Regions from separate parts of the Mus musculus genome. Here region 1 is linked to region 2. The links are chromatin loops, found by intact Hi-C in ENCODE. Cell type or tissue: left cerebral cortex. All regions are shown on one strand. Links, peaks and the distances in the headings refer to the core of each region. The heading gives the core; the rest is flanking DNA.

Region 1 (8,665 bases), core at 415-8,414, 570 kb before region 2:
GCCACACAGGCTGCTCCTACAGGCAGGTGGTCAGGGGAGTTTAGCAGGTGAAGTTTAGGGCAGGTGGAAGAGGCTGAGATGAGAAATTAGTAAGGGCATGCTTTCCCAAGCAGGAGATGGTAGCACCCAGCAATTGTGCCAGAGGGCAAGTTGTGGTTGAGCAACTGTATGTCTGTGTCTTTTATCCGAAGAGTCAAGGGAATCCCAGTGGGGCCTGGTAGCACGGTCACCTTCTGGAGCTAAAGGAGGGTAGCATGTAAAACAACATGCAACAAAATAGTCCCTATGAATGTGGCCTTGTTTGTTAATTTACTAGCTTCTTGTGAGCCAAGATTTAGCAGTGAGGGATAGGCAGCAGACCCAACATACTTGTAGAAATTGAGTGTGTTGAAGATCCTTTCCTTTTGTTGTTATTTTCATAGCCATGTATTACCTATACATAACAACAGATGACATTTTCATACAAGCATTGAACATATTTCGGTTATGTTCATCCCCTGCCATGCCTGTTTAGTCCCCTCCTGATTCACTGATCCCCTTTCTGTTCCCAACCCAATAACTTTAACAGTAAGTCTCTAGATAGGAGCACGGACAACTTATAAGTGCCTACACCACTAAAGAATTCCCCTCCCCGCTTCCTGCATCAACCTTGAGCTGCCAGTAGACCTTATGCAGGCAATCACAGATACTGAGCGTTCAAGAGGGCGTCCTTGCCATGCTCAAAAGACAGCAGCCCCCGGGATCCCTCTCCGTCCTCTAGCTATATTTTTTTTTCTGCCTCTTCTGTGTTGTTCCCTTGGAGGGGATGATGAACACTACCCAGTTAAGGCTGAGCAGTTATTTGTTCTTAGTTATGGGTTCCTGCAGAAACTGCCACCCACTTCAAAAGAGAAGCTATAGTGACCAAGGCTTTCAGCATCACTCATCTATGGACATGACGATAAATACTTAGAAGGCAGTTTGACAAGTCCATTCAGTAAGTTCCCCCTTCGGGCCTATGACTTCCTCAGCCACAGGTTTTTGACTTCAGAGTTTGACTTCAGTCTGAGATGTCAATTCCCTGCTATTTAGAAAGCCACAAATCCAACTAGAAAGTTGTTGTCTACTCTCTAACAATCATGTCAGTGTTGTGCCTCTCCACAAGTCCAGTGCTGAGAGTGTAGCACTCAGGGTCCACAGCTAAGGAAGACTACTGATGACAACCCCACCCCACCCGACCCCCTAGCAAACTGAATAGCACCTTCCTTCAGGGACCACAAAATATAGGCAACAGAGAAGCTTCCAGCTCGTTTCCAACCTGATTTTTCTGTTCTGAAACCAAGTATGCAGTATCTTTGGCAATGGTATCCTAGCTTCTGGTTCTGGTGGGCAACTGACAGCAGCAGGCCCTGATACAACTTGTATCATTTCAGGGCCCTTAGGGGTTTCCCTGATCATCCCTATCATCCTCAGAAGATAGCTCATCCCTAGATCTGTTTTTAGATTTATTTATTCATTTATTTCATGTATATGAGTACACTGTAACTGTCCACAGACACACCAGCAGAGGGTATCAGAATCCATTACAGATGGTTGTGAGCTACCATGTGGTTGCTGGGAATTGTATTCATGGCCTCCAGAAGAGCAGTCAGTGCTCTTAACCACTGAGCCATCTCTCCAGCCCTAGTATCTTTATTTAATAACTAATTGGTCCTTCTTTTCTTTTAAACTAGACACATATAGGAATCCAAACTACGTATTTCAGTTCCCAACAAACTGTGGAAAACATGTCGCCACATTTAAAAAGTCTCATTTTCCTTTAATTAAAAATTTAAAACAACACCTCAATGTTTAATTCTATTTAACTATGATTGACTCAAAATTCACCAGGGCAGTTCTTCCAAGGATAACTAAAAGGCCCAAATTTGAAATAATTAGCCACCCACCATCAGAAAGGTAAACACTAAGCTGATTTTTCCTACTCACACACATGGAATGTCAGTACTTGGAAAACTAAAGCAGAATCATGATGAGTTTAAGGCAAGCCTGAACTTTACAGTGACCTTAAGACCAGCCTGAGTTACACAGCAATGTCAGCCTTAAGGGAAAAAAAAAAAAAAAGAAGCCACCCAAGGTATTTTGTTTTGTTTTGCAATGTGCTACTTCTATCAAATCTCAAGGTTCCATTTTAGGCAACAGAAATATTTATGAATAATATAATGCCAAGTTCCTCATATAGTAAAATTTTATGGCCATAGTCTCATTAATACCATCAGCTTAATAAATGTCTAGGTACCTCAGTCTCTGACTAGCACAGGAATAACAATAACAAAGACAGAGCTTATTTAGTAGTGAGTACAATGAGCGTCAATACTTGCTTCCTAGTTATTTTGTATTCGTTTTCAAGAAATTTCCAATTTGGCAGCACTGCAAGTTGAAACCATAGCTTCTAACTTGGAGTTCTGAAAGTTATACAAGGAAAAGTGGAGGGATGGGTGTTCCAAGTATAAGGGACAAAGAACACCCAGGTCTTGGCCCTTAAGAAAAGAATGTCCCATGAAGACTTTGTTTTCCCCTTTAATAGCCCTGTCATCCGCTCTAGAATGCTAATAACTGAAAGTAATCTGTACTAAATAATCCAATGCTTTGGGCTATACACATATACTTCCCCTTCCAAAAGAAAAATAAGAGGGGATACCACACATACTGCTATATGTCAATATCCGAAAGGTTTTTGGCTTTATCTTAACAGGTTAAAAAACTAAGTTCCTTCACATGGTATTTAGTGTAGAAGTTCAGTAAGCAAATCAGATAGAAGGTAGTTCTGGCTCCCTGGGGACGGAAGCAGGAACTTCCACTCTAGCCTCGTTCCCCAACGCTCCAGGAGACACAGAACCTTGAGTTAGAGAACTGTTTTAAGCTGTGCTTTTCTGGAAGGCTACAGGACTTGGTGAGAAAACTCAGCTCCTAAATTCACATTTGCACAGCCATGCCAACAGCATGACGCAGATGCTAAATGAAGTGAGATAGTAACGTAGATGCCGTGTGACCTGAGGTAGTGACTTAGCCAGGGTTAAGTCTGAGTGACCTCATCCGAGGAAGAACCGTATCAGCTCATCCTGAGGGCTGAAGAGCCCTGTGCAAGGTACCAGAGTCCCTGACAGAAGCTTTACAGCTGGGCACATTTTAGTCTAATCGTGCAGAAGATGGAGGTGTGACCTTTGCTTCCTAGATTCCCAGATAGCATTTTATAGCTTTAGAATGATAAAGATGTACATCACAGATCAATGTATAGACATGTAGAATTATAAGATGCATGTCAAAGATTACTGTATAGGTGATGTGTACATTACAGATAGGTAGAAATAAATGTATAGATATTTAGAATTATAAGGTGTATGTCACAGATTAATGTTTAGATATATAGATTACAGATGCACAAATATGGATGTAAACAAAGGTCAGTAATTAATTGGGACAGAGAAATCAGGCTGGACCCCAAAATTTTACACACACACACATATATACACAAACACACACAAAAATATATCAGTTAACAAGTACCGGTTGAGAAACTTCCACAGAATCTATTTCTACGTCAATTTGTGTTTCTTCAGAAGCTTTTCAAAGACTTACAGTAGAGAATGCCAGTAACACTCCAGTTCTTGTTTCACACCATCTTAGTTCATCTTAGCTCACTTAGGAGAGATCATTCATGTCTCTCACCTTTTAAATCTGAGTATTTTCCTCAACAGAGGAATGGATACAGAAAATGTGGTACATTTACACAATGGAATACTACTCAGCTATTTAAAAAAATGAATTTATGAAATTCCTAGGCAAATGGATGGACCTGGAGGGTATCATCCTGAGTGAAGTAACCCAATCACAAAGGAACTCGCACAATATGTACTCACTGATAAGTGGATAATAGCCCAGAAACTTAGGATACCCAAGATATAAGATACAACTTGCCAAATGCATGAAATTCAAGAAGAACGAAGACCAAAGTGTGGACACTTTATCCTTTCTTAGAAATGGGAACAAAACACCCATAGAAGGAGTTACAGAGACAAAATTTGGAGCTGTGATGAAAGGATGGACCATCTAGTGATTGCCATATGCAGGGATCCATCCCATAATCAGCTTCCAAATGCTGACACCATTGCATACACTAGCAAGATTTCGCTGAAAGGACCCAGATATAGCTGTCTCTTGTGAGACTATGCCGGGGCCTAGCAAACACAGAAGTGGATGATCACAGTCAGCTATTGGATGGGTCACACGGCCCCCAATGGAGGAGCTAGAGAAATTACCCAAGGAGCTAAAGGGAACTGCAACCCTATAGGTGGAACAACAATATGAACTAACCAGTACCCGGGAGCTCTTGTCTTTAGCTGCATATGTATCAAAAGATGGCCTAGTCGGCCATCACTGCAAAGAGAGGCCCATTGGACTTGCAAACTTTATATGCCCCAGTACAGGGGAACGCCAGGGCCAAAAAGGGGGAGTGGGTGGGTAGGGGATTGTGGGGGTGGGTATGGGGGACCTTTGGGATAGCATTGAAAATGTAAACGAGGAAAATACCTAATTAAAAAAAAAAAAAAGAAAGAGAAAAAAAAAAGAAAAAGAAAATTTTAAACCTTTATTCCATGATGTCCTAATGAGACTAAGGAATGAATGGAAATTTCCTAAACCTCCAAGTTAACTTAAACAGAACACAAAGATGCTCACTCTGTCTCCCTCCACACCCCACCCTCATCTCAGATCTAAGTGGGAGAAAGCTGCCAGCAAGAAACTGAAATGGTGCCTCACAGCTGGGGAAGTGCCACTGAAAGCATCGCAGACTCTGTCCACCAGGGGGCAGTGTTGTCTAACTATTAAAGAGTACTCAGCATGAACAGAAATAAACTCCTTCCTAAAGATTTTCAGGGGAAAGATTTCTCAGGTTCGAAGGAAAATCTAAAATGTTTCTATTAAGTCTCTTTAATCAGATTACAACGTCCTCACAACCTCACAACCTCACCATCCACTGCTCACAAGCACTAGGCCTCACATGCCTCTAGATCAAAGATGACCCCAGAAGGAACTGAAGACTCCTCATGTGGTTTTCCACTCCGCCCAGGACTGCTTCAGTCCCCACCACAAGCGCCATCCTCACCTGTGATCTGCTGTGAACAGGCAAAGGAAGTGGTGACCACTGGCTACCCAGAACCCTACTGCCCCACCAAACTTCAAGCCACTTTATGATGGCCCTACTTAAATTATCTCCCAACAATGAATAAAACCCCTATAAGTAGCCAGGTGTGATTGTGCATGCCTTGAATGCAAGCACTTAGAAACCAGAGCCAGGGAGATCCCTGTGAGTCTCGGGACATCCTGGTCGATATAACCAATACCGTATTTGCCAGGGGTGCACACTGAAACCCTGTCTGTAAAACAAAAACAAAACAAAATGACAAACAACAACAAAACAAACAAACAAACAACAACAACAAAAAACCACTCCAACATATACCCAACATTTTACCTTGAAAGAGATGGTTATCATCCTGTCCTAGTGACAAAGGCCCAAAGTAGAGTGCCAAGGTGTCAGTGGCCAGGGTGATTTACATTATATTCCAGGTCTTTAAAGGAGGCAGCAAACATATCATAACTCATTTAACAGTCTATTATTATTTAAAAAAATATTTTGGATCAACCCAAGCAAATAAACTGTCTTAAATAGCCAAAACTATAAAACAACTAGAGAACGGCATAAGGAAAATTGCTTCTTGACACTGATACTGGCTATTTATTTTTCTTGTGTGAAACACCAAAAGCACAGGCAAAGAAAAAAAAAGGCTGCAAAGACATGAGCAAGGGAGAGAGGCCTTCTTAAGAGACTCAGAGACAAGCCCCTGATAATCCAATCCCAAATAACCAGCCCTCACACACATTCACTCACACACACACACACACACCACGAGTGAAGGGGCCAACAAATGAGCTCAGCACACTGCGTTTCTATATACATATGAATATATACATATATGTATATATGTATGTAACAATACTAATTAAGAGAAAAGAGGTCATGAAAATGAAAGGGAATTTGGGGACTCAGAAGGAACTGAAAGACGGAGATGAAGGCATAAAAAAATTAATTAAATACAGCAGTCATATATAAAAATCTCAAAAAGAATTTCAAGAAAAAATCAGGACCACATCCATCTGAGAAACAAACTCAACTGCTGTGCAGCAAAGGAAACGGTCAACAGAATAAAGAGACAACCTACATAATAGGAGAAAATATTTGTGAAGCGAACATCTGATAAGTAAATATAACTTAAATAATTCAATACCAAGAAAACAAGCAACGGCTTTTTTAACGGGCAGCCTCTGAACAGACATGTCTCAATAGCTTAGGGGAGGACAGACTTAGCCAACTGCACAGGAGACTATGTTTCGCATCACTAGCTGTGGTTTGAATGAGAATGGCCCCAGTAAGCTCATGTTTGATTATTTGCTTCCCAGCTGCTGGCAACATTTGGGAAGGCTTAGGGGCCTTACTGGAGGAGGTGCTTCATCGCAGGCTTGGAGGTTTCAAAACTCCACACAATTTCCAATGTGTCTCTCCCTTGCTCGTGCCTCTGCATCAGGATAACGCCCTCAGCTATAGCTACACCATGCCTGTCTGCCTGCTGCCAAGCTACCGTGCCAGGATGATCATGGACTCGTCCCACCTGAAACCATAAGCAAACTCCAAATAAACCCTTCCTTCTGTAGGATGCCCAGGTCACTGTGCCTCATCACAGCAAAAACAAAGTAACTGAGAGACTCATAATTTGGGAGCGGGGGAGTTAAACCCCTAGGAGACACCGCCTCATACCTGCTAGAAAGACTATTACGAAAGAGGCAAAGATGTGTTGGAGAGGATGCAGGGAAAAATAGGTCCTCTGTACATTGCTGCTAGAAGTGTAAGACGTTATGAAAAAGAGAATGGAGACTCCTACAAACATAGAAATGGGATGAACATGTGATCCGCTAATCCAAGTACACAGCCCAAGGACAGCCAGTTAATTAAACAACACCCAAACACCCAAAGTTTTCACACAGTTATTCAAAATACCCAAGATACTGATATCTGGAGACTTAAGTCGAGGGGGAAAGTGAGATATATATGTACATAATGAAATATGATACATCAAAAAGCAAAATCCTGCTATTTGCAATTGAATAAATATGAAGAACATTTTGCTAAGTAAAATAAGACAAGAACAAAACAACAATATTGTATGATCTCACATGTAGAATGTTTCAAAAGTCAAGGACCAGCAAGATGACCTATGGGGTAAAGACACAGGTCACACAAGCCTGATGACCTAAATTTGCTCTCAGAATCCACATAAAAGTGGGAAAAAAACAAACTCCACAGAGTTGTCCTCTGACTCAACTACTATGCCAAATGCACGTCCCACATGAACACAACTCACAGGCATGCACACACACACAGAGGCACACGCACACTGGCCTAATCAAAATATTTTCTATGCAAATTAGACAGATGATTCAGAACTTAAATGATCCTGGTTACTTTGAGCCTGTTGATCTGCCATCTGAGAATTCCCCACCACTGGTATGCTTGCGTAAGCCCTAGTACATTCTTGAGAACAGAAAGAAGAAAGAGAGAACATAGAAGGACAAACTGGCATGTCCTAAGCATACTTTAAAGGTGTTTTGGCTGAGCAGCCCCCAGAATTAATACTTCTTGCAATCTGTCGCCATGAACACGTTTGGGAACAGACATTCCCCAGACTTCTCTTCTCAGCTTACCTGCACTGACTTCATACTGCTCTTCTAAGACCAGTAAACAAAGAACCTCATTTTCAATCAGTAAGAACATATGTTAGCATGTTTCAGCATCTGCCCCAAGTCCTTCTCCTTTGTCCTCTGCAGAGACTGTCTCCAAACAGCTTCTGCCACTGTCTGGGTACTCTCCTTTTCCAGCCTAACTGATTATGTGCCTTCAGTAGGTTGCCATATGTCCCTACTTTTATTCCAATAGGAATCATATCGTTAGAACCATCATAGTACGTGTCTGCTACTCCAACCAAACCATATACACATCTCTCTCCAGTTTAGCAACTGAAGGAATGACTCAGAAAATGCCCCCAAGAGAGCCTTCATTTGGCAGGGGGAATATTTAGGGGATCTGATACCTGCCATTATAGGAAAATACAGGCATCTTGATTATTTGTTTAAGGTCTTTTTCAACACACCAGCATTTCCCCAATAAGTGCATCCATGTAAGCTGGGGAATGTTTATAATGTTCGCTACGTGTAAGCTTGCAGCCACACCGCAGGCTTTCAGGGTTACTGACCTATCAACTCTCCCAGCCTTCAAGTTCCCCACCCATGTACGTTCCTTTAAGCTGGAAGATGGTTCACCTTGGCCTGGGCCCTTGGCTGGTTCCCACCACTGATCACAGTGCCAGCAGAGGAAGCCCAACTCCCTGCACACCTTTTATTAATCTGCTAATGTGCACCTGATGACCATCAGAAACTCATCACTTGCTACAGTTCTCTTAATTCTCCTTTAAAAAATGGGCTTGCCGCCCCCTTATTAAAGCAGCTGTCCTTTCATCTGACTTCCAAATAATCCTACAATAAATCTGTAGATTATCTGCAAATGTACTCCGCTTTT
Region 2 (8,665 bases), core at 216-8,215:
CCCAGACAGAAAGGGAAAGATGAGAAGCAAGACCCAATCCAGTGCCAACTGGAATAAGTGACGAGTCTAGTAGGAGGCACACATCATCTCCAGAACTCACTCTGGTAAACTTTGAGCATCTTCCTCTATTGTTCCCTCTTTTGCTTTTTGAGACACTGCATTTCTTTGGGCCTAGAACTTCCTCCATTAGCTAGACTTGCTAGCCAGAAAATTTTAGTGTTGGAGGTATATAAAGTTTCATGCCTGGTCTTATGTGGGAGACCTGTGCCACAAGCCCTTTAGCACTGAGCCATCTTTCTAGCCTCCAAGTGATATAATCTCCCAGGATTATATCCTAGCATACAGATAGACTGTATGTCATGGCATACATTGTGACTTTGTCACTATAAAGTACGTAGTTATGCTTATTTCTAATACCTACTTTGTCTTTCACTCTAGGCTACTTGATGCTTGTGTTTTATGCACTTGTAGAAGACCAGCAAAGACTTACAAGATTAGATATCTACAAACAGAATCTCTGTTCCCAAGACACTATTGGAAAGGCTGAACCGCTGACATAAGAAAGAACAGGATGAGCTCAGAGTAGCATTGTGTAAACAGTGGGAATGACATGCCCATGAACAGTATATAAACAGGTGTGACATAAATATTTCCTCTGAACTGAAACAGTCTCTCTTGGAGGCATGACAGGGGCTCTTAAGCATAACAAGCAAACAAACAAACAAAAAAACCAAACCAAAACAAACAAACAAAAACTATGGAAATTTACCAGACTTGGGAAACTCAGAAATTTATAAAATTCACAATTCTCCCTCTATAAGGTTATGTAAACAGTAAGCAATTGCTAAGGGAGAGGCCTCTTCCACGGAAATGACTGCTACTTGTACAGGAAACCGCTAGGATGTAGCTTCTCTGAGTCATCACTCTTCCTGGCGTGGGCTTTTTGGTGATGTAGCTGCATACGAATCATCACAGTCCTGTATGTGACCTCTCACCCTTATCCCTGTAAGTCACTCCAGTAAACTCATTGGTTCACCAAGCAAGACTTGGGTGGAATCAGCTGTGTGTTCTATCATTGCAGTTTTACCTAGGATACATAGATGTTTATTTATGTCTTCCGAGAACGAAACACAACAAAGGTGTCAAGAAAACACAACGCAAGGAAACATGTTCAGGTATGAGTTAGCTAACCCTTCCCTAACTTTTCCATTCACCCTTCACTTGGCACCAATCAGGAGCCATAGCCTGGTTGGCAGAGCTAAGCAATGTTGATTCAGGATGCTTAGTTATGTGGGCTGCTGTAGAGGTTACCAGCTTCAAACAATCATAGTGAGGAGAGGAGGAATGAACAAAAGAAGGGATCAGAAGGTAGGAAAACAGACCAAGAGCATGAAGGTGTGAATAGGGGTATAGGCAGCACTCAGCGAAAAGAGCAATTCTCTTTCTTGACCGGAAGAAGGGAACTATGGGTATGGAACTTCAGATGCAGGAAATGCATCAGTGAGCTGCAGCAAGTACCAAGTGAGGATACGACTGTGGCAAGAATTAATTCACTGAGAAGAGACCACATTGGGGCAGGCTCTAGGATGAAGGTATGTAGGAGTTATGTATGGTTTGACTATGCAATGTCCCCATCAGCTCACGTGCTTGAACATTTGGTCACCAACTAGAGAGATTTGGGGAAGTTGTGGGACCTTTTGGTGTTAGAATCATGATTTAGATTCCTTAGGTGTAAGGGCTATGGGGTATAAACCTCTCAAGTTCCTGCCCCAGTTCTCTGCTTCTTGACTGCCTCTATGATATAACCATCCACTTCACACTCCTACAGCAACAGCCATAGCAGTTCCCACCAGCATAACCTCACCACACTGATAGATTGTATGCCCTGAACTATGTGCCAAAATCGATCTTTCCTCTCTTGCTTGTTTTTTTTGTTTGTTTGTTTGTTTGTTCTTTTGTTTTGTTTTGCTTTTGTTTTTCGAGACAGGGTTTCTCTGTATAGCCCTGGCTGTCCTGGAACTCACTCTGTAGACCAGGCTGGCCTCGAACTCAGAAATCCACCTGCCTCTGCCTCCTGAGTGCTGGGATTAAAGGCGTGCACCACCACGCCCAACAATCCTTCCTCTCTTAAGATGTTATTCCATCACCACAACAAGAAAAATATCACACAGGACACAAGGATATTTCTACTATAAAATGGGCATGGCCTAGTGCTATTAAATATCTGGAACGAGAATTAATGCCTTCCACATGGGATTGCATGATTAGCAGCCCCATGCTGTGTGGGGCACCTGCCCATCACTGCTGCCAGAGGTTCAAGTCTGAGTCAGCAAGAGTGAGGAGCAGCAGGTAACAACTCTCTCCAGCTAGTGCTTACCTGGCAGGCCTCCTGTTTCCTGGGCAAGATCTCCTGTCGTTGCACTAGGTTCCAACAGGATTATAACTGTTCTTCATAGCCAATGTATGAACTACAGCCTCCCCTCTTCTGTCCTGTCTTACTACCCAATAGCTTTAGAACTTAGACATTTGATTTCTCCCACATAGACTTTGATCAATTTCTGATTGCTTCCTGGCTAATTTTCACCCTGGACCCTTTCTGCTATCATCTCAAGACTTTTACAGTTACAGCACACGTGATTTTTAAATGGGGTGTTCTCTTTTACACCATCCAAGTTATTCTTGAAAACATTAAGCATCCTAAGACTCAAGGTGAGAGCCATTCTTGTGCTCTGAAGTTGGCCACCTGTTTTCACAGCCCTTTGACTTACTACTTAGAGAAGAACTTGTCAAGAAGCAATCTCCAGTTGTGTTCCTATTGCTCACTTTTGGCTGAGGTACTTACATGTTTTCTGCTGTCGACAACTCAAATGTGGTCCCTTTTAAAGCGCCACATTTTCTATCTTCCTAGTACAATAATGTAAAACTGACTCATGGATCTTAACTTACTCCTTTTATCTTAACCACAATAACAATGCTAGACCCCTGCCCCACCCCCATTATCAATAATACAAAAACATAAATAAAACCTCTGTTAAAATGTGTTAAGGAGGAAGCAGCACTTTTCAAAGACAAAAGTGTCTGCCAGGCACAGCTCTCCTGTCTTCATCCCTCTGTCTACTTTTTATTTGTATTTCTAGAGAAAACTGGAAGAAAAAAAAAGATTTCATTGCTGAAAACACGAAGTATGGGTACAATTTCCCATTCCCTTCCCAATGTTACTGATGTTGCGAAGGCTCCTGCTTATACTGAGGCAGAATCTCCTATCCCTCGATGGCCAGGACCTTGCTGGGTACATGTGGATGCCCCTGAACTCCTAATTCTCCTGCCTCCAGTTCTCAAGTTCTCGACTTAACTTCTTTAACATTAATCTTGCCAGTTGTATTTAAATATCTTATAGTAAAGAAACCCAAAATTATTGCTTACAAGAGCAAAACAAGCTGTCAGAAATACTACATTTATCCCAAAGCCTAAGCCAATAGTATATATTCATTAGGAAGCAATTCTCAAATAGTTCTAATGACCACCCCTAGGGATATTACAAAGGTGATTCATCTTCCCGAACCATTTTACTTTAACTTGATCAAAAATCACTGTACCCATTTGGCTAAAGAATGACTATTTCAGAAAGGTTAATATTCTGTCCCAGCTGTGTTCTCAATTTAGTGGTCAGTTAAGGTTTTTTGTGTGTTTTTTGTTTATTTGTTTGTTTAAAAAAAGCTCTTCTAGTTGTGCTATTGATTAATGCTCTAAAAAGACAAAAATACCAAAAGAGTATTGAAAGTGAAATAGAGATCACTGCCAGTGGATGAGGAGTTTCAAAGCAAACTAGTTGAGCTTCTTTAAAAAAAAATGATGCCTTTAAAAATAACTTTTTATTAATATAACTATTAAAGTAAAATGAACATATTCTGTAGATAGCTGGGATATCCCAGTAATGCGGAAGTTATATCCCAGTGTAAGGTTTGCTTTCTAAGTCACCTGCGACAAATAGATTCACTTATCTGCAAGAGTAAGTGCTACATAAATCCTTAAAGGCTAAAAATGATCTTGGCTTCTCTTATAATGGAAAAGGGAGTCTAAAATGCTAAGAGGAAAAGAAATGGGAGGCAACCCCTGTAAATTTCCATCCTTTAAATACAGTGAGATTTAATAACGGTAAAATGCATGTGATTTAGTATGTAACACACAACTCATCTGAACATATTATGCCCCCCAAAGTAGTAGAATATGCCCCTCTTCCTCTTTAATAAGTAAAACGCAAATTATTTTTTTGAAATGAAACCATCAATATCTAAAAGCACGAAAGCCCGGCTGAGAACAGAGGAAGGCAAAACACCGCACTTCCATGTGGAAAAGAACAAACCCAAACAAGCTAACCTCGGCAGAAAGAAAGGCGCACAGCTGTTCCGCTCGCACATCTGCTTCTGGTGGTGACTGCGCTGGAGTTGCACTTGGCTTCCAAGTCAGGGTCCAGAGGGAAAGTACCGCCCCCTTCTGCTAGCACCGTGTTCAGCTCAGCGCCACCACTGGAGGAAAAAAAATCCATGCAATGAAGTGTTAACAGTAAAAGAGAAAATTCCTCATTTGAGTTTTTCTGAAAAGGTTCACACGCTGCAAGGGTTCCCTCTGGGAATCTTACTACCAGTGACCACCACTGGCATTCGCAACACTAAGCCAGCCTGCTTCAGCCCTGGAGGAAAGCTTTGCTGGCAGGACTAGTGCCTGCCAAAGACGCTGGAGAAGACAGACTGGGTGCTTTTGATTGTCATCCGGCTCCCCACCCAAATCCCGAGATCCAGAACCCCTGCCCAGCCCCCTCTCTGTACATCTTGCCCTCGCTAAAGGATGGTGGGGTGAGTTACGGATGGACCCTACACTGTCCCAGCCCTTGACAAAACAGATGCTGTCAGCTGAGATACAAGCAGAATATGAAGATGTTCAGACCAAAGACTCCCCATAAGTAAGAAAGATTCTGGAGAGACACTAAGGTCCTCATGTGGAGCCTGTAATATACTGTTTTCAATGAACTAACATGGGGCTCACTTCCCCAAGAATTTTCCTTATTTTTATTCTGTCTGTCTCATAATTCAAGTAATGGACATAATATATCCGTTTGTGTGTGTGTATACACACTACATTTCCATTTCACATGCAGGAATGATTAAAAAGTCCAAGATGATTTCTACAAGGCCAAAGGAAAGATTGATAAGCCACTAAAGTCTACAGATGACTTGCTGCCCCCATCCCCACCCCAACCCCCCACCCTGTCTCCATAGGGACAGCCTGCCAGCAAGTGAGTTTGAAGGTTGTTTTCTGTTGTTGTGGGGGTTTTTGGGTTTTTTGTTTGTTTGTTTTTTGTTTTGTTTTTTTGTTTTGTTTTTGTTTTGTTTTTGGTTCTGGGTTTTGTTTTGTTTTGTTTTGCCTCACTGGCATTAACAAATCAGTGGAAATGTACACTGCTTTGCTATAGAAGTAGGGTCTGTTTTCTATCCACACTCTCTCACCCTGGTTTGCTCTGGTTTTAGCAGTGGAAGTGGGGTGTCATCTTCCTGGGAGGGGCAAGTCTCCAGACCTCCAACTTTGACTACTCCTGGCCGAGCTGCCTGCTTCCACACAGCTCTCCTAGCCCAACGCCCCCCGCCCCCCCACCAGCCTAATTAATCTATGTCTAAATGGAGCTGCAGTTGGCAGAGAGGCAGCAGTGTCAACGTGGAATAATCACTTGGACCTGAATCTCAGTTGTTTTCCATCCCTGACAACAAATAATGTTACTTCCCAGCCTGCAGGCCAAGAGCTGAAATGGGTTTATAATTTGCCTTCCAATCAATCTCTGAGTCTCTCTCAACCCCCTAAGTTTTCTCTTCTGTCTTTCAGCATGCAGGAAACAGCCTCGGAGACTCCATCAGGGGCAAGGTCTTTATTGATATCCTTAATGAATATTCTTTGCCTTCTAAGTAAAAAGGTGGAAATCTGCATAATCCCAAACCATGCTGGTTTACATAATGAAAACAAATAGACTGTCGGCTGGTAGCTCTGCAAGATCATTAATAAGCTCCGTCATTCTCTCACCCCAGTGGCTGGAACAGCAGCCTTCAGTCATTTCATATGCACCAAGTCATCCACATTCAGCCAGCCTAGACCCTGACACTAGGCAGGTTGGAATCAGAGGACAAACAGCTCAGCTTCTTCCTCCTTTCCTAGTAAAAGAACTCATTAAAACTCTGCTCCTGGGCTCTGGGAAGTGCATGGTCTCCTTACTAATCCCAAGCCTCTAGCTCCTCCAGAGAGGAATCCTCTCCAGCTAGTAAAGAAAAAAGCGCAATACAAGAATGCAGAGTCGCCAGCAAAACCAAGAGCAGTGACCAGGATAGAAACAAAACAGCATAGTGAAAATTCTCAGAAGATTAACTAAATATGCTAAAGAGAATGGGGTGTGTTCAGCCGGACACAGGCAATGAGCCCTCACCATACCATGGTACCGCTTAGGAAGCCATTCAATAGCCACAACACGCGCATTAATTTTTCCATTATTACAGAGGGGCAGAAGGAGGTTAAGAAATCTGCATGGCTAATATGTAGTAAAGCCAGGATTTTTTTTTCTTCCACAAAAAAAAAAAAAAAAAAAAAAAAACACTGAAAAGAAAAGCAAGCTTGCCTCTTTGTACTACTTGACCCTGTCCACATAGGCACTGGTTGTGATTTGAATGTGAAATGCTCCACCATAGGCTGACATATCTACATACTTAACCCCAGCTGTCAACTCTGTTTGGGAAGGTTGTGGAATTTTAGGAAGTAGGGCCTCACTTCCTAAAGTAGAGGAAATGTATCCCTTTGTGTAAGACTTGAAGATTTATGGCCCAACCCCAATTCCTGTTTATTCTGCTTTCTTAGTGTGGATAAAATGTGACCAACAAGCTGCTAGCTCCTGCCACCACTTTCCCTCTGCCCATCTACATGATCCCCTTCTATGATAAACTTTGGGAACTATAAACCCAAATCAACTCATGTCCCTTAAATTGCTTTTGCTAGGGTGTTTTATCCCAGTAACAAGAAATGAAACTAAGATACTAGTTTCTTATGTGGGTCTTTAGTAATGCAGGTGGGGTCCAAAGTAGCTGGAGAAAAGCATGAACCACTTAGATATTCCACCCGAATCTCTCACTGAGGCCTTGAGAACACAGTCTTCCCTTATTTGCCCCATCTTTCCCCATCCCCACCTCTCCAACAACTAAATAATAAATAAATAAATAAATAAATAAATAAATAAATAAATAAATAAATGAATGGATGGAGATCTCAATGACAAAAACAAATGTTTTCATAAGTCTTCCTAAATAACACAAAGAATATCACAGTATGGGAATGTGCCAAAAGTAAAATTAAAATCCAGTGAACACTTGAGAAGTATCAACACAGAGCTTTGCTTGTGGGATTCTGAAGGTAGCAAGGAAATTATCCCTTAGCCCTAATATGTTTGTTTTGTGTGAGTTCTCTTCCATATCATTTGTAGCCCACACTGTTTTTGACAGTTGAGCTCAGAGAGTGAGGATTAAGGAGGACCTGACGTGGCTTCACTTGTTTAAGTGGTGAGAAGATGGTGAAGAGAAAGGTGGTGTATCCTGTAGCCGCCAATGGCCACCGGTTACTGGGTTCCTAAAAGGAAAGCTGGGGATGGATGGGAAGGACAGTGAGGGAAATACGATGAGCCAAGACAAAGTTCTCTGATCAAGGCTCAACTTTAATTCTTTTTTTTTTTAAAGATTTTATTTATTTATATGTAAGTACACTGTAGCTGTCTTCAGACACTCCAGAAGAGGGAGTCAGATCTCAGATGGTTGTGAGCCACCATGTGGTTGCTGGGATTTGAACTGCGGACCTTCGGAAGAGCAGTCAGGTGCTCTTACCCACTGAGCCATCTCACCAGCCCTCAACTTTAATTCTTGAGTCTGATTTTTAAAGGGGGAAAACCCATTCCCCACTTTGCCAGGATCTCATCAGGAAGGCAAGCTCAGCTGCTCAGCAGGTGGTGGCTTCTTGAAGGCAGCTGCTGATGTGGCAGGACAATAGACTTCATCTAGGTCAGAAGACTCCACCCTAAGTGGGCTAGCCTACTGTGGCAAACAAGGTCTGATTCAGCCCACTCAAGTTTGAGGGGAGGGCACAGTCTCCCTGAGAAATCTAGAGAAAAACTGTACGTGTGGGTTTTAGACATTTTCTATCTGGGACTCTACAGATTGGGATATCCACTATCTCATTTATCCAAAGGAATAGAATTTGCCAACCATTCATTAGCACATTCTCTTCAAATAAACTAGTGTCTCAGATTTTGTTTGTTTGTTTGGTTGGCTTTTGGTGTTTTGTTTTGTTTTGTTACTGTGAAGAGACACCATGACCAAGGTAACACATAAAAGAAAACATTTAATTTGGGCTGGCTTACAGTTTCAAAAGTTCAGTCCATTATCATCATAGTGGGAAGCATGGCAGCATCCAGGCAGACATGGTGCTGGAAGAGTCAAGAGTTCTGCATCTTGATACAAAGGCAGCAGCAGGAGACTGTTCTCTGCAGGCATCCAGGAGAAAGGTCTTTTACCACCCTGGGCAGAACTTAAGCATAGGACCTCAAAGCCCACTCCCACAGTGATGTATTTCCTCCAGCAAGGTCACA

The links. Hi-C counts contacts between places; a loop is a spot of excess contacts. Peaks named below come from ENCODE experiments on the same cell type or tissue, not always from the same donor. Only the 100,000 strongest peaks of a DNase experiment are listed, where the experiment ranks them.
Region 1: it touches region 2 in a loop (2.2-fold over the local background); 2 of 42 quality-filtered maps call a loop at or near these places.

The regions. Positions count from the first base shown.
Region 1 is chr8:67,981,869-67,990,533 of GRCm38, forward strand. All of the region lies in intron 4 of Gm15991 (a long non-coding RNA gene), which reads left to right. It also overlaps a transcript of Psd3 not described here. Among named protein-coding and RNA genes, the nearest start is that of Psd3, 12 kb to the left of the region's middle. In left cerebral cortex, for the core only: a CTCF peak has its summit at 4,834 (motif pointing right); a DNase peak (open chromatin) is centred at 4,818.
Region 2 is chr8:68,552,595-68,561,259 of GRCm38, forward strand. It overlaps Csgalnact1 (chondroitin sulfate N-acetylgalactosaminyltransferase 1), which reads right to left. Exons shown (of 10, transcript NM_172753.5): 3 at 4,378-4,526. Among named protein-coding and RNA genes, the nearest start is that of Csgalnact1, 180 kb to the right of the region's middle. In left cerebral cortex, for the core only: a CTCF peak has its summit at 4,521 (motif pointing left); DNase peaks (open chromatin) are centred at 4,485, 5,749 and 6,041; H3K4me3 peaks cover 1,165 bases; H3K27ac peaks cover 1,856 bases.